Linked DNA regions of Homo sapiens: region 2 is linked to region 1. A link is an interaction called in ENCODE POLR2A ChIA-PET data of the cell type or tissue named here. Cell type or tissue: A673. All regions are shown on one strand. Links, peaks and the distances in the headings refer to the core of each region. The heading gives the core; the rest is flanking DNA.

What was found. Peaks named below come from ENCODE experiments on the same cell type or tissue, not always from the same donor. Only the 100,000 strongest peaks of a DNase experiment are listed, where the experiment ranks them.
Region 2: POLR2A ChIA-PET joins it to region 1 with 11 read pairs; 4 of 35 experiments call an interaction of 5 or more read pairs at or near these places.

Annotation. Positions count from the first base shown.
Region 1 is chr16:11,462,118-11,472,606 of GRCh38, reverse strand. LOC400499 (putative uncharacterized protein LOC400499) reads left to right here. Exons shown (of 67, transcript NM_001370704.1): 21 at 790-953; 22 at 2,940-3,099; 23 at 3,353-3,432; 24 at 10,304-10,489. LOC101927131 (a long non-coding RNA gene) reads right to left here and starts at 7,347. Exons shown (of 3, transcript NR_110907.1): 1 at 7,075-7,347; 2 at 1,884-1,992; 3 at 1-1,329. It also overlaps the pseudogene LOC124903807. RefSeq lists an enhancer at 1,815-2,316. In A673, for the core only: no CTCF peak of the experiment used is centred there; no DNase peak of the experiment used is centred there; H3K27me3 peaks cover 1,903 bases.
Region 2 is chr16:11,573,582-11,584,070 of GRCh38, reverse strand. The region is part of intron 1 of LITAF (lipopolysaccharide induced TNF factor); the gene reads left to right. Among named protein-coding and RNA genes, the nearest start is that of LITAF, 8.1 kb to the left of the region's middle. RefSeq lists a silencer at 9,264-9,558. In A673, for the core only: no CTCF peak of the experiment used is centred there; no DNase peak of the experiment used is centred there.

The DNA.
Region 1 (10,489 bases), core at 1,747-9,746:
CCAAGGTCACACAGCTGGGAAGTGGCCAAGCTAGAATTTGAACCAGGCATTCTTGCTGCAGAGCCTGTGTTCTACACAGTATTGCCTGACACTCTTTTTAAAAAGTCTACCAGGGGCTGGGCACGGTAGCTCACGCCTGTAATCACAGCGCTTTGGGAGGCTGAGGCAGGCAGATCACCTGAGGTCAGGAGTTCAAGATCAGCCTGGCCAATATGGTAAAACCCCATCTTTACTAAAAATACAAAAATTAGCCAGGCGTGGTGCCACGTGCCTGTAATCCCAGCTACCCGGGAGGCTGAGGCAGGAGAATCACTTGAACCTGGGAGGCAGAGGTTGCAGTGAGCCGAGATTGTGCCACTGTACTCCAGCCCGGGTGACAAAGTGAGACTCTGTCTGGAAAAAAAAAAAAAAAGAAAAAGTCTACCAGGGGTTCTCAGCTGGGGCAGTTTTGACCCCCCAGGAGACATTTGGTAATATGTGCAGAAATATTTGGTTGTTGGTAGGGGTTACTGGCATCTAGTGGATGGGGATCCAGGATTCAGCGAAACATCCCATAATGCACAGGACAGCCCCCAAATAAGATGATCTGATCCCAAATGTCAGCAGTGCTGAGGCAGAGAAACCCTGGTCTACACACCACTGCCTCACAGGAGTCCTGTCTACATGGTGCCTTTCCTCAGAAGAAATTAGAGAAGAGGTTTCTTTGCTGATGTGGCAGCTGCGGGCACCCATGCCCAGAGCCCTCTGAGTCTCCACTGACCAGTGCTGCCTGCTTACCTCTCTCTGCAGTGTCCTACACCTGGGGCTGGCGACTGTGCACTGGAGTGACCTGGCCGGTGCCTGGCCAGCCCTACCTGCTCTCATTGCCTGTGTTCGCGGCCGTGACGCTGCAGAAACGGGACCCGGGGCTCCGACAGTACCTGCTGGAAGCTGCCTATACCCTGCAGCCCCAGGTGGGCCCTAGACAACAGCCCCGTCTTTCTCAGCCATGTTGTGGATCTCCTTAGGTCAGCCCTGGGCTCACCCTAAAGGACGTGGGGCTCCTCTCTGGGGCTGTTGGGCTGTGCTGGTCTTGCTGTAGGTTTCTTCTGGACGTTTGCACATGCTGATTCTCCATCTGGGGCTGTATGATGCATTAACTCTGAATCAGTCTTTAGGTCTCAGTTCAGGGGTCACTTCCTCAGGGAAGCCTGCCTTGGTTACCCCAGAGCACATCATATTCTTTTGTGACTTGCCGTAAGACAACCACATTTCTTCCCTTTTAATCAGTTCTGTTTCTTAGTGAAGCTACTTGGATAAGGTCTGTCTTCCCCGCTGGTGACTCAGTTCCTGGGAGCAGATTCAGGGTTGGTTTTACTTACCCCTCTGTCATCAGCATCTGGTCCAGAGGAGGCACTCGGTGGCCTCCTGTCTGATCCCCCAGCTCCCGCTCTGGTCTCCTTCCCATCTTTACCAGCAGCCAGATGGGCCCTCTGAAATCCCAGCTGGATCGTGTCCCTTCTCTGTGTAGACTGCCCCCCTATGGCTTCTGTTACCCTTAAAGTAGGAGCCAGACGCCGTGACCCACAGGCCCTTGGCAGTCCTGCCCCTGCTGGCCTCCTTCCCTGACTCTCCTCCAGACTCACTGCCCTGAAGACACACTGGCCCCTTTTTCAAGGCCACACACATGCCTGCCCCAGGGCCTTTGCACTGGGCGTTTCCCCTGCCAGGAACACTCTTCCCCGGGACATCCACCTAACTCCCTCCCTAGCTCCTTTCAAGTGTCCTTCAGTGGGACCCCTCAGAGGCAGCCTTCCTGGGCCTCCCTGTCTAGACCAGCATCCCGGTCAGGGCCCCTACACCAATGACTTCGCCAGCACACTCACCGGCGGCTGCCGTCTTACCCGTTCTCGTGTCTGGTGTTCCTGTGCCTCCTCTCTAGGACGTAGGCTCCACGCGGTCGGGCACTGCGTGTCTCATGCTCAGTCATCTTCCACGCAGCAGCACACATCTCTGTTGGTGTTGAACAAATGTACGGTGACATGGGATTTCCGAACGGGACTTGTGGCTGAGGCTGCACTTCCCCAACAAGAGACCGAAGCCTTGGACTGGGGTACAAGTGATTTATTAAGAAAAGGCTCCGGGGGACCCAGAAAGAGTGGAGAAATTAGGAAAGGCCGAGGGAAGATGCTGAGAGATGTGCAATTTCAGGTGAAGTTGCAGCCTCAGCCTGGTCTCACAGGGAGCCCCAGAGCACGAGGTACTCGCAGAGTGTGTTCCCCTCTGGGCTAGGGTGCTGGGAGTTTTGGCTGCAGTGCTGGAGGGCAATGTTCTGAAGCCCTCAGGTGACAGCCAGGAAGTGCAGAGCTTGCAGAAGCTGGGGGACAAGGACACAAAGCTGGTTAAAAGGATGGGAGAGGCCAGGCGCAGTGGCTCACTGTAATCCCAGCAGTTTGGGAGGCCAAGGCAGGTGGATCACTTGAGGTCAGGAGTTCAAGACCAGCCTGGCCAACATGGTGAAACCCCATCTCTACCAAAAATAACAACAACAACAAAAAAAAACTGGGCTTGTTGGCGCATGCCTGTAATCCCAGCTGCTCAGGAGGCTGAGGCAGGAGAATCACTTGAACCTGGGAGGCAGAGGCTGCAGTGAGCCGAGATCATGCCGCTGACACTCCAGCCTGGGCAACAGAGCGGGACTCGGTCTCAAAACAAAAAAGGATGGGAGGGGTCTGTGCAGGGTGCCAGGAGTGTGCACCGCAGCCGCTTCTCCCTGGCCGTTTGCTGAATAAATTGCGACCCTGTGGACATGGTCCTGGGCTGTTCTGCAGAGCTTTACAATTCTGCAGGCAGTTTTCAAGCCTGAGAAATTCCTGGTTGGGGGATTGTGAGGACAACAATGTGAGTGTCTGAAGGGTACAGGTGGAGGCTCTCAATCTTGAAGACTCTGCTATTTCCAGAAGGGCAGCTGGTTCCCCCAAGAAGCCACAGCCCACGTCTTCATGGGCACGCCCGGGTCAGAAGTGCTGAGGGACGTCGGGGTGGACATGAGCTACAGCTTGCCCCAGAACAAGTTCCGGCTCAAGCTTCTCCATCCCAAGAAGAAAATCGAGCTGGACGGTAATGTCAACGTCCCTCCCTGCTCACTGCGCCCCTCACTCGGTGCCACACCCGGGGCAGGGCCCCTGCAGTGAGCTGGCTTATAGGTTTGTCTGTGACCTCCTGAGGTCAGCACTAAATCCAGCCCCATTTTACAGGTGCTACATCTTAGGCTCAGAGATTAAAGAAAGGGCAGGCAGTCCTCCCAGGGGGACGGAGGGGCCAGATCCAGATGTTGAACCCTTGTCTCTAAACTCTTGTTTTGCACCCCCAGGAAAGATGGAGGCTCTTGGGAGTGCCCACACGGGTCACTTGGAGCTGGTGCTGGATGACAGGGACGTCTACTACATCAAGGTTTGCTCCACACCCTAGGCCCACCTGTGTCTGCACCTGACACCTCCCCAGGGATTTCCTTCCCCCGTACCAGAGCCCTGTTAACTATTGCCACCACCTCTGGGATCTTCCCTTTCTACCTGCCAGTTAACAAGTGTTAGTTCTATTACCCAGAAATGTATAAACAAGAAAAAAATGGGCTCAAATCCCACCGTCATTGATGTTAAAAATGGATATTAATAACACAAAAACATGCTTTTAAGAATTCAGGTGGGATGCAGTGGCTCACACTTGTAATCCCAGCATTTTGGGAGGTCGAAGCGGGCAGATCACCTGAAATCAGGAGTTCGAGACCAGCCTGGCCAAATGGTGAAACCCTGCCTCTGATAAAAATACAAAAATTAGCTGGGTGTGGTGGCGGGTGCCTGTAATCCGAGCTACCTGGGAGACTGAGGCAGAAGAATCACTTGAACCCAGGAGGCGGAGGTTTCAGTGAGCTGAGATCATGCCACTGCATTCCAGCCTGGGCGACAGAGCGAGACTCTGTCTCAAAAAAAGAAAGAAAGAAAAAGCCAGGTATGACGGCTTGTACCTGTAATTACAGAAAGTTGGGAGGCCAAGTTGGGAGGATCACTTGAGGGTAGGAGTTCGAGATAAACCTGGGCAACATAGCAAGACCCGGTGTCTACAAAACATTAAAAAATGTTAACCAGGCACAGAGTTGTGTGCCTGTAGTCTCAGCTACTCAGGAGACTGAGGCAAGAGGATTGCTGGAGCCCAGAAGGTCAAGGCTGCACTGAGCCATGCTTCTGCCACTGCACTCCAGCCTGGGTGACAAAGTAAGACCCTGTCTCTCAAAAAAAGAATTCAGAATAGAGAAAGGTATAACTTGTAAGTTAAAGCATGCCATGTCCCAAATTTCCTGCAGAAGTACTGATGCACGCCCTGAGAAATCTGTGTTCATTTCCCAGAGCTGCCTTAACAAAGTACGCTAACTGTGTGTCTTCAACTATAGGAATTTGTTCTCACAGTTCTGGAGGCCAGGAGTCTGAAATCAAGGTGTTTTTTGTTGTTATTGTTGTTTTTTGTTTTTTGTTTTTTTTTTCCCCACCTGTGAAGGCTGTCAGGGAGGATCTGACCTAGGTCTCGCTCCTGGATTCTAGAAGCCCCCAGAGCTCCTTGGCTTGGAGGTGGTCTTCTGTCTCTGTCTTCCCATAGTCTTCCCTTTGTAGGTGTCTGTGTCCACACATCCCCTTTTTATAAGGACACCAGGCAAACGGGATTAGGGTTCACCCTCATCACCTCAGCTTAGCTTAATCATGTGTGAAGACCCTATTTCCGAATAAGGTCACATTCACAGGTCCTGCGGCTTAGGGTTTCGGCATCTTTCAGGGAGACACAGTACAACCCATAACCTTATAGATTTGCAAATATTTTTAGTTTGGGTTTCTGGGTTTTATTTTGTCTATCAGGTGAGTGATATGATGATGTAACAAGTTTTGAGGGAGGCAGGTATCATGCAATAGCATGAAAACCCAGTTGTCATGTTTAGGTTTTGTTTTTTTATTTTTATTTTCTTTTTTTGAGGCAGGGTCTTGCTCTGTCACTCAGGCTGGAGTGCAGAGGTGCAAACATGGCTCACTGCAGCCTTGACCTCCTGGTCTCCAGCGATCCTCCCACCTCAGCCTCCCGAGTAGCTGGGACTACAGGCATGTGCCACCATGCTTGGCTTCTTTTTTTTATATTTTTGTACAAATGGGGTCTCACTATGTTGCCCAGGCTGGTCTCAAACTCTTGGGCTTACACAGTCTGCCCACCTTGGCCTCCCAAAGTGCTAGGATTACAGGCGTGAGCCTCCACTCCCAGTTTCCCAGTTTTTTTGTTTTTTTTTTTAACTCTGTGAGGACTTTTTTTTTTTTTTTTACTCAAAAATATAGCTTGGCAGCTGGGCGCCGTGGCTCACGCCTGTAATCCCAACACTTGGGGAGGCCAAGGAGGATGGATCACTTGAGGCCAGGAGTTTGAGACCAGCCTGGCCAACATGGTGAAACCTCATCTCTATTAAAGATACAAAAATTAGCTGGGTGTAGTGGTGCGTGCCTGTAATCCCAGCCACTTGGGAGGCTGAGGCAGAAGAATCACTTGAACCCAGGAGGCAGAGGTTGCAGTGAGCCGATTTCATACTACTGCACTCCAGTTTGGGTAGCAGAGCAAGACTGCGTCTCAAAAATATATATATGTGTGTGTGTGCGTGCATACACACACACACACACAATACACATATACGTACGTACACCTTGGCAATCTTTTCAGACAAGCATGCGCTGATAAAATTTAAATTCTATTGTAGATTTCATTGAGATTAATTCAATCTAAATATTATTAAATTCTACAATTAAATAGGCAATACATTTAAATGATTCAAAGTTCAAAAGCTATGAAAGGGTATAGAACTGACTCTCCCATATGGTAGCCAGTGGCACACATGTTTATAGAAATCTCAGTGAGGCCAGGTGCGGTGGCTCACGCCTATAATCCCAGCACTTTGGGAGGCCGAGAAAGGTGGCTCACCTGAGGTCAGGAGTTCAAGACCAGCCTGAACAACATGGCAAAACCCCGTCTCTACCAAAAATACAAAAAGTAGCCGGGTATGGTGGCAGGCTCCTGTAATCCCAGCTACTTGGGAGGCTGAGGCAGGAGAATTGCTTGAACCTGGTGGGGTGGAGGTTGCAGTGAACCAAGATCACGCCACTTTACTGCAGCCTGGGCAACAGAGCGAGACTCCATCTCAAAAAAAAAAAATCTAAATGAATTAAAATTAAAGAAAATTAAAGATTTGGTTCTTTGGCTGCATGGGCCGCATTTCAGGTGTTCCACAGCTTCATGTGGCTCTGAAACATTGTCCTCATTGCAGAAAGTTCTATTGGTTGGCGCTGGTATAGACTCAAAACCTCTCTCCCACCCCTCCTGAAAGCCAACCACTGTTAGGGATTTTTTGGTGATTCCTTTCTGAGATGATCTATGCACACAGTCAGCACATGGAGTTAATATATCCACTTTAAAGAAAATAAGTGCCTCCTGTGTAGCGCAAATTGCTGTGTAATAGTCCGTGGAATGGAATTTATTCAGCTAGTTTAATAATGAAGGACTCTTGAGTTTTTTCCAGGTTTCTGCTCTTACAAATATTCTGCCATGAACACCATTCTCTCTGCAGAGTAAATTCTTAACAATGGAATTCCCAGGCCACAAGGTTTATATGTTTTTTCTCTTTTCTTTTTTCTTCCTTTCTTCCTTTTCTTTCCTTTCTCGCCCTGTCTTTCCCTCCCTCTATTCCCTCTCTTTTCCTCTTCCCACGTCTTTCCCCCACTTTCCCCCATGTCTTCTACCAGTCTCTTTCCCCCTCTCTCTTTTCCCTCTCTGCCCACCCCCCGCCTTCTCTTTCTTTTACAAGGTCTTATTCTGTGCAGTGATCGTAGATCACTGCAGCCTCAAACCCCTGGGCTCAAGCGATCCTCTTGCCTCAGCCTCCCAAGTAGCTGGGACTACGGCCTGTGCCACCATGCCCTTCTATTTTTCTTTTTTTCTTTTTTTTGTGAAGACGAGGTCTTACTATGTTGTCTAGGCTCGTTTTCATCTCAGTAGGTGCTTTTCTAGGGTTCTTACCCAAGGGTACCTGGACGGAACTTAGTCGTTTGAAGCCCCTGTCACTGTGTTGAAGTTCTGTGTCTGCCCTCCATCCTGCGAAGAAGGTTGAAAACTTCTATCCACTTTTCAGGAAGATGTGTGACTTCAAAAAGTATACAAATGTTGGGAGGCTGAGGCGGGAGGATCACTTGAGGTGAGGAATTTGGGACCAGCCTGGCCAAGATGGTGAAACCCTGTCTCTGTTAAAAATACAAAAATTAGCTGGGTGTGGTGGCGCATGCCTGTAGTCCCAGCTTCTTGGGAGGCTGAGGCAGGAGAATTGCTTGAATCTGGGAGGTGGAGGTTCCAGTGAGTCGAGATCATGCCACTGCATTCCAGCCAGGGTACAAATAGCAGCTTTAGACTTGATCCCACCAGGCATGATTGCTGGGCACCTTCGGCAGTGGATCTCCTGATTCTGCCTCAGTTTCCAGTGTCTTCTCAGAGAGGCCTGGAGTGGAGCATCTGAAGCCGGAGCTGGATGTCTTGCTGCAAAAATACATTCTCCTCTTCCAGCTCTGCCGTCAGCCTGGGTGGGGGAAGACCTATGTCAGGGGAGAGCTGTCTTCCTCCTAAAGCTCCACCTGCCTGATGGCTGAGACTTATGCCTCATTTTCAGAATTCCCAGGGGCCCTTGAACTTCTAGTTGTTTGCTAAATGTGCAAGCACGGATTGCCTCTACCTCCCCGTGGATCTTCCTGCTGGTCCCTATAGAGCTGCCTGCAGCCTGGAAATGTTTGCCTTTGGAGAAATTCTAGTTCCGTCTGCCCCAGACTCATCACAATTACAGTAACAGCCGGAACTCCGGAACTTTCTGGAGCCTGTTTCAGCAGACAGGAGGTCCCCCCTTCAAGTCCTCTGTAACCCAATACAAGATGAAGAAACTGAGGCAGATGAGCTCATGAATACGAAGTCCCAGAGCTTATGTTCAACTTGTCTCAAAGCTAATGGGATTTAAGGTTGGTTTAGGGAAGAATGTTCTGTTCAGTGCCCCCTCCTGCTAGTGTGCAGGGGTTGGGTCGTGGGTTGCCTGGAGAGCCCCAGTTTACGCCTGGTGACGTGACACATTTACAACTAGTGTTCTCTTTAACTGCAAAGTGTTCCGGTTTGGGTGAGAAATTCTGTGTTCACCCTGTTCATGTGCACCTTGAGGAAGCTCTGACGAGCACTGCACAGCCTCTGATACAGACTGGAGAAAGCCATCGCTCGAATGTGCCTGCCAGCAGGAAAAGCTGGGAGCAGAGTGGAGAGCGAGCATCTGTTTCTGTAAAAAGGGAAGGAGAAGGGTGTGTCTGTATATTCGTGTGTGCACACACATACATCCATACACATATGACATACACATGTCCATACACATACACATCATACACACGTCCATATTTACATACACGAACATCCACATGTAGATACAGCTGTACATACATTCGTATATACACACATATCTGTACACATGTCTGTACAGAGTCCATACACATCCATATTCACACACATCCAAATGCATATCTGTATGCACATTCATATACACACATCCACATATATACATATCTTTTCACATGTCCGTGGTGTACACACGTCCATATACATCCATATTCACACAGTCCACATGTGGACATATCTGTACACATTCATATGCACGCATCCGTATATATGCATCTCTTTACACACATACATGTCCATAAACACACGTCCATACACACATATTCATACACACAAACATCCATATGTAGACACATCTGTATATACGTTCATATATACACACATCCATATATATACATATCTGTACATATATCCACACACACATCCATATATACATATCTGTTCACATGTCCGTACACACACATCCATACACATCCATATTCACACAATCCACGTGTAGACATATCTGTATGCATACATTCATATACATGCATCCATATATATACACCTCTTTACACATCCGTATACATACGTTCACACACACGTCCATACATGTCTACATACAGACACATCCATGTATACACACATTCATACATCTGTATGCACCCACATGTCTGTGTACATACACGTCTGTATACACACACCCCTGTATACACACACATCCATGTACAGATACATCTGTACACACATCCACACACATTCATACACACACATCCGCACACACATCTGTGGGGATCGGGGACAGAGAGCATTAAGTAGTGGCAGTGTGGTAATAGTGAGTCTTGTTTTGGCGTCTTTTGGGTAAACTGACCAGCTGGTGGCCATCAGGGGGGCGTGGGGGTGGGGAGCCTACAGGTTGGCGGGGCCATCAAAGATGATATTTGTAGTTGCTCATGACTTTTCCAGAGAATCTTCTTTGCGGGGCCGTGGAGTGTGTAGTGAGCTGTCCCCGTGGCCCATCTGCCAGTGTCTTCCCATGGCCAGGTCTGCACCACTGACCAGCAGAGAAAGTTCTGGCCTCGCTGGCCTTCACAAGGACTTTGGGTTGTACTGTAAGAAAGGCTAGTGTGCCATCATTCGACGTGTCTGGTTGCCGTGTGGAGATTAGTTGCCACCAGCGGGATGGGAGCCGGGAGAGCCAGGAGGATGTTGCAGTGAGACAGGCCGATGACCGGGGCTCCAGCTGGTGAGGCAGCGGAGGTGGCAGAAGTGGTTGATTCTAGACGCGTTCCATAGGGACAGTTGACTCAAGTTCCTGATGGACTGAATGAGGGGGATGTCAAGGAGAGAAGAGGAGTCCCTTACATTTATGTCTGAGTTTGTAACACAGGTTTCTAATTTTGAGAAATCCAGAGTTTAAAAAATTGGGGAAGGGCTGGGCACAGTAGTTCATGCCTGTAATCCTAACACTTTGGAAGGCCAGGGCGGGTGGATCACTTGTGCTCAGGACCTTGAGACCAGCCTAGCCAACATAGTGAAACTCCATCTCTACTAAAAATAAAAAAATTAGCCGGGTGTGGTGGCACGTGACTGTAATCCCAGGGAGGCTGAGGCAGGAGAATCACTTGAACCCAGGAGGTGGAGGTTGCAGCGAGCCAGGATTCCACCACTGCACTCCAGCTTGGGAGACAAAGTGAGACTCTGTCTCAAGGAAAAAGAAAAATTGGGTAAGGATCGGTGTAGAAGGTTGTTAGCGATGTTGTCTCCTGCCCTGTCTGGTCCCAGTTCGTGTGGTAAGGGCTGGGCCTGCTGGCCAAGCCTGTCCTCCCAGGTGACACTGAGGCCGTTTCAGGGCTGGAGTGACCTGCAGCCAGCCATGGGTGGCGAGGCTGAGCGGTTCCAGGCGCAGCTGGAGGTGAAACTGGTGACGGGGGGCAGCCCCGTCGTCTTCACCGGGAACCTCACACGGCAGGTGGGCAGCAAGCTGGCCTTCTCCGCATCGCTGAGCCATCTGCTGAGTGACCAGGCCAACGTGACA
Region 2 (10,489 bases), core at 1,480-9,479, 110 kb before region 1:
GTTATTTGAGGTCAAGTGGCATTTTCCAGGGTCCTCATAATTTCATCTTGTTGTTTGAGCCTGTATTGATTGACACTCTGGACACAGGTGACAACAGCTTTGTAGCTAATGAAGTTGTCCCTTGGCTGCAGGTTATTTCAGTAGAAGAATTGTGTAATTTCATAGAGCTTAAGGCATGGACACAAGAAAGGAACCATTCTGGAGGGTGTCTATGTGATGGTAATTCTCTGCTCACCTCGCAGTAGGTAGGAGTTTATATACCAGGATCCAAAGCTGGAGGCTTCAGAGAAAATAATGTTGGAGAATTTAAGCTATTTAGCTCATGGAGCCTTAGATTTAATTGACAGTGTGCCTCAGGTAAGTTTAAGAGCTTAATGATGTCTTGCCTTAAACTTGAATCCATGAGGTTATTCCTAGATGATGCACTGATAGTTTGAAATTTTTTATTAAAAAATATTAAAGTGTGGAAGATAAAGAAGAAAGGCATAATCTTATAGAACGAAACAACTACCACTGGCTGTCCTTATCGGGCGGCTTCTGTCTTTTGTCTTTGTGCCTGTTTTCTATGAAATTGTCATCAGCGTTCATACAATTTTGTATCCTAATGCAGTCTCAGTCTTATTAATGATCTCCTTGCACTGTTTGATGAAAAACTGTGATTCACGTGGAAACTAGGGATGTGGTTTCACCAGGAGTCCAGAGGAAAACTGCCCACTCTGATTGTGGGGGAGCAGCCCAACTCCCCGATGGAAGCATTTTCCATTCCACAAATCACTGTGATTTGTCATTACGCCATGCTTGAACCTGGCTTTAAGATTGTGGTAACTTTATCTTTGACTTGTGGGACATACCGCCCTGCAGAAACAGCCTGAACTCAGAAGATGGAATTGGCACACATTTCTCTGAAATATTTCACTCTGAGCTTCTGTACTTTTACTGAGGTCTACTGAAACTGGAATTTGTTTGGGATCAAATAACCAAAGGCCAATTTCTCGCTTCCTTTCCCAAAGAGCTGGAGGTCCGGGTTTCCCCTTTTGTCTACCTTCCTGCTTAACCATTTATGGCTTAAGACGCACCATTCACCTTGAACATTTTCAGGAATGATAGACAGGTTAAATTCCATGACAACAAAAACCGTATTGCAGAATTATTGTAGCTTAAAACCTGCCAGGTGACCCTCCTTAGTTTAAGAATTTTAAGCAATATTCAATTTAATAAGTGTACAATTTGGATAGTTCCTGAAAGTTGATTATAGTCAGGATCCACTGTGCTCCCATTATTGGAAATAACGTTTTTCTCCAGAGACCCTAAAAGACCAGACCTTTTTGACCCTCGCAGCTGGTTCTCTTTCTTGTTTACAAACTAGGCTATTTTCTTAGGGGACCTGACAATTTGCATGTGAGTGCCCTTCTTTTGCCTAAGGAATCCCTTTTTTTATTCTGGGGTCATTTCTGCGATATACATATTCATGGGCCTAGCTTAGTGTTTCTTTTCTGGGGGCTGGGAGATGGAGACCAGAGTAGAATTGAATATTTCTCCTTTTTCTTCCTGGAAGAATCGATCTTCGAGGATTAAGTTGGTAGTTAAAAAGCCGCTTTATCTTTCTGAAGGCCTTGCCCTTTTATGTGTTGATCTGATACCCAAATGTAGAAAACAGTTCTATACACAGCTTGAGGATATATTTTTAGAAGAGTTTACCACCCACATGTGGCTAAAGCTTTGTGGGGAGTTCTTTTTTTTTTTTTTTTTTTCCGTTGTGAGTGAAATAGATATTTCACTATATCTTGCTCTTGTTTTCAAACCCTTTAAAAAGCCATTGACCATTTTCTCTTTTATTTTTAGTTGACACATAATAATCATACACATTTATGGGATAAAGAGTGATATTTTCTTATATGTCTCCAGTGTGTAATTGATCAAAGAGTAATTGGCATGTTCATCACCTCAAACACTTATCATTTCTTTGTGTTGTGAGCATTCAGAATTCTCTCTTCTAGCTATTTGAAAATATACACTGAATAATTGTTAACCATATTCACCCTACAGTTCTACAGAACAGTAGAACTTATTCCTCCCATTGAACTGTAACTTTGTACCTATCAACCAACCTCTCTCTAGCCTCTCTTCCCCTCCCCTTTGTAACCTCCAGTAACCACAGTTCTTTTCTCTACTTCTGTGAGCTCAATTTTGTCGTCCTTCCTTTGTGGAAGCTGTGAAATACCTTTCGAGGGGAGTGCGGACTTGTGGTCAGGTGTAAATATGCATTCAGCTGGGCAGAGTTTGGGAGATTCCTTTAAAACCTGTTCTTTTGCTGAAATTCTAGGTATCTTTTTATTTTATTTTATTTTTTATTTTTCACCTCATCAGTTAGAAGTGTCAGAAACTCTCCTTTACCCCCCACTTAGTCTTTGGCATTTAACCAAAATATACTTTATTTACTTATATATTTTTTGAGATAGGGCCTTGTTCTGTTGGCCAGGCTGGAGTACAGTGGCGTGATCACAGCTCCATGCAGCCTCAACCTCCCTCTCGAGCTCAAGCCATCCTTCCACCTCAGCCACCACACTAATTTTAGTGGTTTTTTGTTGTAGAGACAGGGTTTCGCCATGTTACCCAGGCTGGTCTCAAACTCTTGGAGTGAAGTGATCCATCCATCTTGGCCTCTCAAAGTATTGCCATTACAGGCATGAGCCTCACCCCAAAGCACTCAAATTTTGTTTTTTTAAATTGAACTTGAGTGCTTTGGGGTAAGACCTGCCTATTCCATTTCACCTTATAGTTTTTCTTACTCTTGGCCTATGTAGGGGAGAGAGAAGACTTTCTTTCTGCCTTCTGAAGGTACCATAATTGAGCCTATGAAATAAACTGATGATAGATTAACGGATGAAAATACATACAAATTTATTCCATGCATAAATGTGGGAGTCCCACAGAAAGTGAAACTCAAAGCAAGGTCAGATAATTGAAGTTTATGTAGTGTGCCTGAGCTACGAAAAAGGAATAAGCGGCTGGGCGTGGTGGCTCATGCCTGTAATCCCAGCACTCTGGGAGGACAAGGCAGGAGGATCGCTTGAGCCCAGGAGATCAAGACCAGCCTGGGCAACATGGCAAAGCCCTGTCTCTACAGAAAATACAAAAATTAGTCTGGCATGGTGGCTCATGCCTGTGATCCCAGCCACTCTGGAGGCTGAGGCAAGAGGATCGCTTGAGCCTGGGAGGTCGAGGCTGCAGTGAGCCGAGATAGTGCCACCGCACTCCCGCCTGAGTGACAGACAAGACCCTGTCTCAAAATAAAAAAGAAAAAGGAATAGGGGCCTGGGGCTCCTGGAGGCAGGTGGTGATAGGTTATAGAAGGGTAAGGGGAGGAAATGTATGGTGAACAAAGGTTGCCTTGTTAATGCAGATAAAAAGCCTCTTGAATGATGAAAGTTGTCTCAGAGTAGCCTCAGAAGAGCAGGTGATGGCTTGTGACCAGGTGTCGACCTTCAGTCTCCTCTCCTAAGTTAAGATCTTCCAGCCAGGCACGGTGGCTCACGCCTGTAATACCAGCACTTTGGGAGGCCAAGGTGGGTGGATCATGAGGTCAGGAGTTCAAGAACAGCCTGGCCAACATGGTGAAACCCCGTCTCTACTAAAAATACAAAAATTAGCCGGGTGTGGTGGTGGGCATCTGTAATCCCAGCTACTCAGGAGGCTGAGGCAGGAGAATCACTTGAACCTGGGAGGCAGAGGTTACAGTGAGCTGAGATCACACCACTGTACGCCAGCCTGGGCCACAGAATGAGACTCCGTCTCAAAAAAAAAAAAAACTTCACTGGTTGATGAGGGTCCTATGATAGTCACTTTCCTTTACACAGATCAAGTATCTCTTCTCTGAAATGCTTGGGACCGGAAGTGTTTCAGATTTTGGATCTTTTTTTCAGATTTTGAAATACTGCATTCTACTTACTGGTTCAGCATCTCTAATCCAAAAATCCAAAATCCAGAATGCTCCAATGAGCATTTCCTTTGAGCATCATGTCTGTGTTCAAAAAGTTTCAGATTTTGGATTTTCACATTTGGGATAATCAACCTGTAGATTTCAATTTATTGTATCAAAGGGCAGCTTTTCAGAGCTGCTCCTGTGTCTGCAGTTTCTCAGAATAATCAGCTCAATATATGCCAAAGAAATAGATCCTGAGGTGACATGTTCTAGTCTCCTGCAGTCATATTTTGGGGTAGTGTGTCCTGAGCCCCATCACCTATCTGACTCATTTATAAGTGGGATCCCTGAAAGTATTTAAATAAACTTTTAATTTTGGCATAATTTTTGATTTGCAAGAAAGTTGTGAAGTTAGTACAGGGAGTTCCTCACCCAGTTCCTGGTTCTCTCCATTATTCACATCTTACATCACACAGTATGTTTGTCAAACCAAGAAACTGATGAGGGTATGTTATTGTTCACCAAACTCCAGACTTTATCTGGAGTTCCCAGTTCTCCCACTGATGTCCTTTTTTTCTGGGCCAGGGTCCTAACCTAGGGTACTACATTGCATTGATATATTTTATTTTATTTTATTTTATTTTATTTTATTTTATTTTATTTTATTTTATTTTATTTTATTTTATTTTTTGAGACGGAGTCTCGCTCTGTCGCCCAGGCCGGACTGCGGACTGCAGTGGCGCAATCTCGGCTCACTGCAAGCTCCGCCTCCCGGGTTCACGCCATTCTCCTGCCTCAGCCTCCCGAGTAGCTGGGACTACAGGCGCCCGCCACCGCGCCCGGCTAATTTTTTGTATTTTTAGTAGAGACGGGGTTTCACCGTGTTAGCCAGGATGGTCTCGATCTCCTGACCTCATGATCCACCTGCCTCGGCCTCCCAAACTGTGTTTTATTTTTTTGAGACAGAGTTTTGTTCTTGTTGCCCAGGCTGCAGTGCAATGGCACAATCTCAGCTAACTACAACCTTGGCCTCCCGGGTTCAAGCAACTCTCCTGCCTCAGCCTCCCGAGTAGCTGGGATTACAGGCACGCACCACCACACCCAGCTAATTTTTGTATTTTTAGTAGAGATGGGGTTTCCCCATGTTGGCCAGGCTGGTCTCGAACTCCCGACCTCAGGTGACCCACCCGCCTCGGCCTCCCAGAGTGCTGGGATTATAGGCATGAGCCACTGTGCCCGGCCCCACATTGCATTTAGTCATCTTGTCTCCTCAGCCACCCTGGCTATGTTAGTTTCTCAGTCTTGCTTTGTTTTTCATAACCTAGATACTTTTTGAAGATGAGGGATTCTGTAGAATTTCCCTCAAATCAGGGTTGTCTGATATTTTTCTCATGATTACAGTGGGGTTGTGGGTTCTGGGAGGAGAAGACCACGGAGGTGAAGTGTCCTTCTCATCCTGTCACATCAGAGGGCACATGACATGCACATGACATTGCAGATGTTAATATCAAGGGAGAGAGTAAAGTATTCCTGATGTTAATTAATATCAAGAGAGAGAGTGAAAAGGAGGTATTTGCCAGATTTTCTCGCTTGTAGTTTACTGTCTTTCCCTTTTCATAGATGGAGTTTTGCTCTTGTTGCCCAGGCTACAGTGCAATGGTGCGATCTTGGCTCGCTGCAACCTCTGCCTCCTGGGTTCAAGCAATTCTCCTGCCTCAGCCTCCTGAGTAGCTGGGATTACAGGCATGTGCCTGTATATAGACATGTTTCCCCATGTTGGCCAGGCTGGTCTCGAACTCCCGACCTCAGGTGATCCACCCGCCTTGGCCTCCCAAAGTGCCGGGATTACAGGCATGAGCCACCACGCCTGGCGACTCTGTTCTTTGAAAGAGAGTCAAGGAGTCCAGCCCACACACAGGAGAGGAAAGGGAGAGATTAAATTCCACCTCCTACGAGGTGCCATGGCTCATGCCTATAATCCCAGCAGTTTTGGAGGCTGAGGCGGGTGGATTACTTGAACCCACGAGTTTAAGACCGGCCTGAGCAACATATTGAGACCCCCATCTCTATGGAAAGTTAAAAAAAAATCGCTGAGTGTGGTGGTGCACACCTGTAGCCCCAGCTACTCAGGAGGCTGAGGTGGGAGGATCATTTGAGCCCAGGAGTTGAAGGCTGCAGTGAGTTACGATCAAGCCATTGCATGCCAGCCTGGAAATAGTGGAATGAGCAAGACCCCATCTCTACAAAAAATAGAAAATTAGCTGGGCTTGTTGATGCACACCTGCAGTCACAACTACTCGAGAGGCTGAGGGAGGAGGATCGCTTGAGCCCAGGAGGCTGAGGCCATAGTAAGCTATGATGGTGCCAATGGTGCCACTGCACTCCAGCCTGGGTGACAGAGTGAGACCCTGTCTCAAAAAAAGAAAATAAAATAAAAGTGCATCCCCTGGAGAGGGAGTATCTACTCATACTATTTGGAATTTGTCAGTGAGGAAGATTTGTCTTTTCTTGTTTAAAAAATAGACACTTCTGGCCAGGTGTGGTGGCTTACACCTGTAATCCCAGCACTTCGGGAGGCTGAGGTGGGTAGATCACTTGAGGTCATGAGTTCGAGACCAACCTGGCCAGCATGGTGAAACCTCATCTCTACTAAAAGTACAAAAACTAGCCGGGCGTGGTGGTGGGTGCCTGTAATCTCGGCTACTCGGGAGGCTGAGGCAGGACAATTGCTTGAACCTGGAAGGTGGAGCTTGCAGTGAGCCGAGATTGTGCCACTGCACTCCAGCCTGGGCAACAGAGGGAGACTCCGTCTCAAAAAAAAAAAAAAAAAAATAGACACTTCTAATGAGCTGATGCCATAGATACCCTGTCATAGATGGGATAGATGTGCCATATGGGCACAGGAGACCTCAGCTGTGCAAGGATGTCAGATGCACTTGGCTTTCTCAAGCCCTCGTGGGGAAATATAGATCACATCCCTTCCCCTGGGGTGGGCAGAGAGTAACGTAATATGGTCCAGTTAGGGAAATATTAATAGAAGCTAACTTGCAGACAGGAAGCAATTAGGATGCAGGAGGAAGACATATGTCATCAAGGGCTAGATCATGTGGTGTCAGCCAGGGGATGTGAAACAGGCATGAAAAGCGCTTGACAGGCAATGTCCACCACCACCCTGTTCCCACATTATCCGTAAGTCTTGCTAAAGGCAAGATTGCTGTTTTCTGGAATTTTCAAAGACAGACAGTTGGACTACCTGCAGTCATCTGGAATTTGGCCAGAACAAAGGAAGTAAGCAAATAGAAGACTCCCAAATAAGGTATATATTTATCATCAAAGCAGATGCCCAAGCCTGTTTACCTCACTCAGAGGAGGCGCCCACGGCAACTATGAACTCTTACTTTACACAGAGTCCTTGCACGCTGGGTTCTGCTGGTGTCCAAGTCCTCAGAGGCTTTGAAGTAGCAAATTGTGTTGGTGGGATGGAGCCGCCATCAGCCCCATGTTGGACTGTTGGCAGCCTGGGACCGTGTAGAACCACAGATGTGGACACAAGCATTTTTCCTTTCCTTTCTCTTTTTCTCTTTCTCTCTCTCTTTTTTTTTTTTTTTTTTTTTGCAGATTGTAAGAAAGGAGAGGGGAATATGGGAATTTATTTATTTATTTACTTATTTATTTATTTTGAGACAGTGTCTTGCTCTGTTGCCTAGGCTGGAGTGCAGTGGTGCGATCTCAGCTCACTGCAACCTCCACCTCCCAGGTTCAAGCAATTCTCATGCCTTAGCCTCTGGAGTAACTGGGACTACAGGCATGCACCACCTTGCCCAGCTAATTTTTGGATTTTTAGTAGAGATGGGGTTTCACCATGTTGGCCAGGCTGGTCTCGAACTCCTGACCTCAAGTGATTCACCCGCCTCGGCCTCCCAAAGCACTGGGATTACAGGCATGAGCCACCGTGCCCAGCTGGGATCGATTTTAGAAAAAGATTAAGGCTGAGTGCAGTGGCTTATGCCTGTAATCCCAACGCTTTGGGAGGATCACTTGAGGCCAGCCTGGGCAACATAGTGAGACCCCGTCTCTACAAAAAATTAAAAATTAAAAAAACTAGCTAATCATGGTGGCATGTGCCTGGAGTCCCAGCTGGTCGAGAGGCTGAAGTGGGAGGATCACTCGAACCCAGGAGTTCAAGGCTGTAGTAAGCTATGATTGCGCCACTGCACTGCAGCCTTGGCAACACAGCGAGACCCCGATTGTAAAACAAAGTTCAGTTTAAGAAAGAAAAAAGAAAAGAAAAAGGTTAAGATACTTTTTTCGGGGGAATGTTTACAGAGGCTGTGGGTCAGAATGAAGCAACACCAGAAGCTATGGAGACTGGGGTTTCTGCTGTGTTTCAACTTGGTTTTTTGTGTTCTCGGGAGAAGACACCCTTGGCCGTGGGCCGTGAGACCTTTGATGTGTGTTTACGCTGACCGCGAGTTGTTGGGATGGCTTCTGCGGTGGGTGGTTCTCTTGGTATTCTCGGTTTTGAAGCTTATTTTTAGACTCTGAACTCTCCTTCTTGGCAGGAGTTGAATCCCCCTGGGGGTTTTCAAGTTGTTCTTGGACTGCTGGTTTTTGAAATAGAAGCCCCTTTGGTGGGGTCCCCCATAAACCCAGGCGCTGGTGCCCACCTTGTGATGTGAAGGCTCCTGTAACACGACCTCACTTTCCTGGCCCCGCACTACTCACCTGCCCCACGGGACACAGGTACATGGCTTCTGGGTGTCTGTCCCCGCTGTACCCAGATCTGCCCCCTTGCCCTTGTCCCCAGATCCTCCACTCGCTCCTAGGAACCGTACCCCTCCCAAAACAAAAAAAGAAACTATACCCAGTCTCCCCTTCATATCTCTCCCACATCTGCCCCTGTTGGTTGACTTTGCCTCCCTATATGGGTCCCATAAGGCCGGCAAGGGAGGGTCCACATCTCTCAATCCTTTGTCCACCATTGGTGTTTAGAACCCCCTGGAGGAAAACTGGATCATAGTGCAACATGAAAAAAAAAGAACTTTAGGCCGGGTGCAGTGGCTCACGCCTGTAATGCCAGCACTTTGGGAGGCCGAGGTGGGCGGATCACTTGAGGTCAGGAGTTCGAGACCAGCCTGGCCAACATGGTGAAACCCTGTCTCTACTAAAAATAAAAAAATGAGCTGAGCGTGGTGGCATGCACCTGTAATCCCAGCTATTTGGGAGGCTGAGGCAGGAGAATCGCTTGAACCTGGGAGGCAGAGGTTGCAGTGAGCCAAGGTCACGCCACTGCATTCCAGCCTGGGCCACAGAATGAGACTCTGTCTCAAAAAAGAGAAAAAAAAAACTTTATATTGACAAATAGGATGTTGTTAGTGCAAATTTTGGGGTTGATATAGTGGGAGTGGTAAAGGGAACGTCTTCTTACCAAATAGAAATAATTAGAAGCTTTAATCACTCTGCAAACAGGGAAGGTCCCAGGGCCAGGTGCTGGGCAGGAACACAAAGGGCTGTGATGACATCACCTTTACCCAGAGGCGGGAAGGACCCAGGATGGAGGCCTGGGGAGGGCAGAGACAGGTTTGCAGAGGAGACTTTCTTTTTTAATTAAAAAAGTATGTATTTTGTAAATATGTAATATTACTATGGCTTAACATACAAAAGACCAGCAAGGGTGTAAAAGTGACCAGTGTTTGTCACACCCCATCCCCTAGTCCACCTGGTTCCCTTCCCGACAAACACCGACCGTTAAGTTTCTTATGTATGCCTTTGGAGACATTTTTTGCATATTATATAAAGAAATACTAGGCCAGGCATGATGGCTCATGCCTGTAATGCCAGCGCTTTGAGAGGCCAAGGTGGGAGGATTGCTTTAGCCCAGGAGTTTGAGACAAGCTTGGTCAACATACTGAGACCCCGTCTCTACAAAAAATAAAAAAATTAGCTAGGTGTGGTGGTGCACACCTGTAGTTCTAGCTGCTCTGGAAGCTGAGGCAGGAGGATCGCTTGAGCCTGGGAGCTCCAGGCTGCAATGAGCTATGATCATGCCACTGCACTCCAGCCTGGGCAACCCAGTGAGAACCTGTCTTTAAAAAACCCAGTGAGAACCTGTCTTTAAAAACAACAACAAAAAAAAAACCAAAAAAACGCCGGGCACCTTGGCTCATGCCTGTAATCCCAGCACTTTGGGAGCCCGAGGCGGGAGGATCACTTGAGGTCAGGAGTTTGAGACCAGCCTGGCCAACGTGGTGAAACCCCATCTCTACTAAAAAGACAAAAATTAGCTGGGTGTGGTGGTGGGCGCCTGTAATCCCAGCTATTTGGGAGGCTGAGGTAGGAGAGGTGCTTGAACCTGAGAAGTGGAGGTTGCAGTGAGTCGAGATCGCGCCACTGCACTCCAACCTGGGCAACAGAGCAAGACTCCTAAAAAAAAAAAAAAAAAAAAAAGGATATCTTCTTCTCTCACCATACACAAATGGTGGCACACTACAAACACTCTCCTGCCTCATTAAACATGATAGTATATCTTGGTGGTGATTGCATTTCTCCAAATAAAACTCTTCCTCG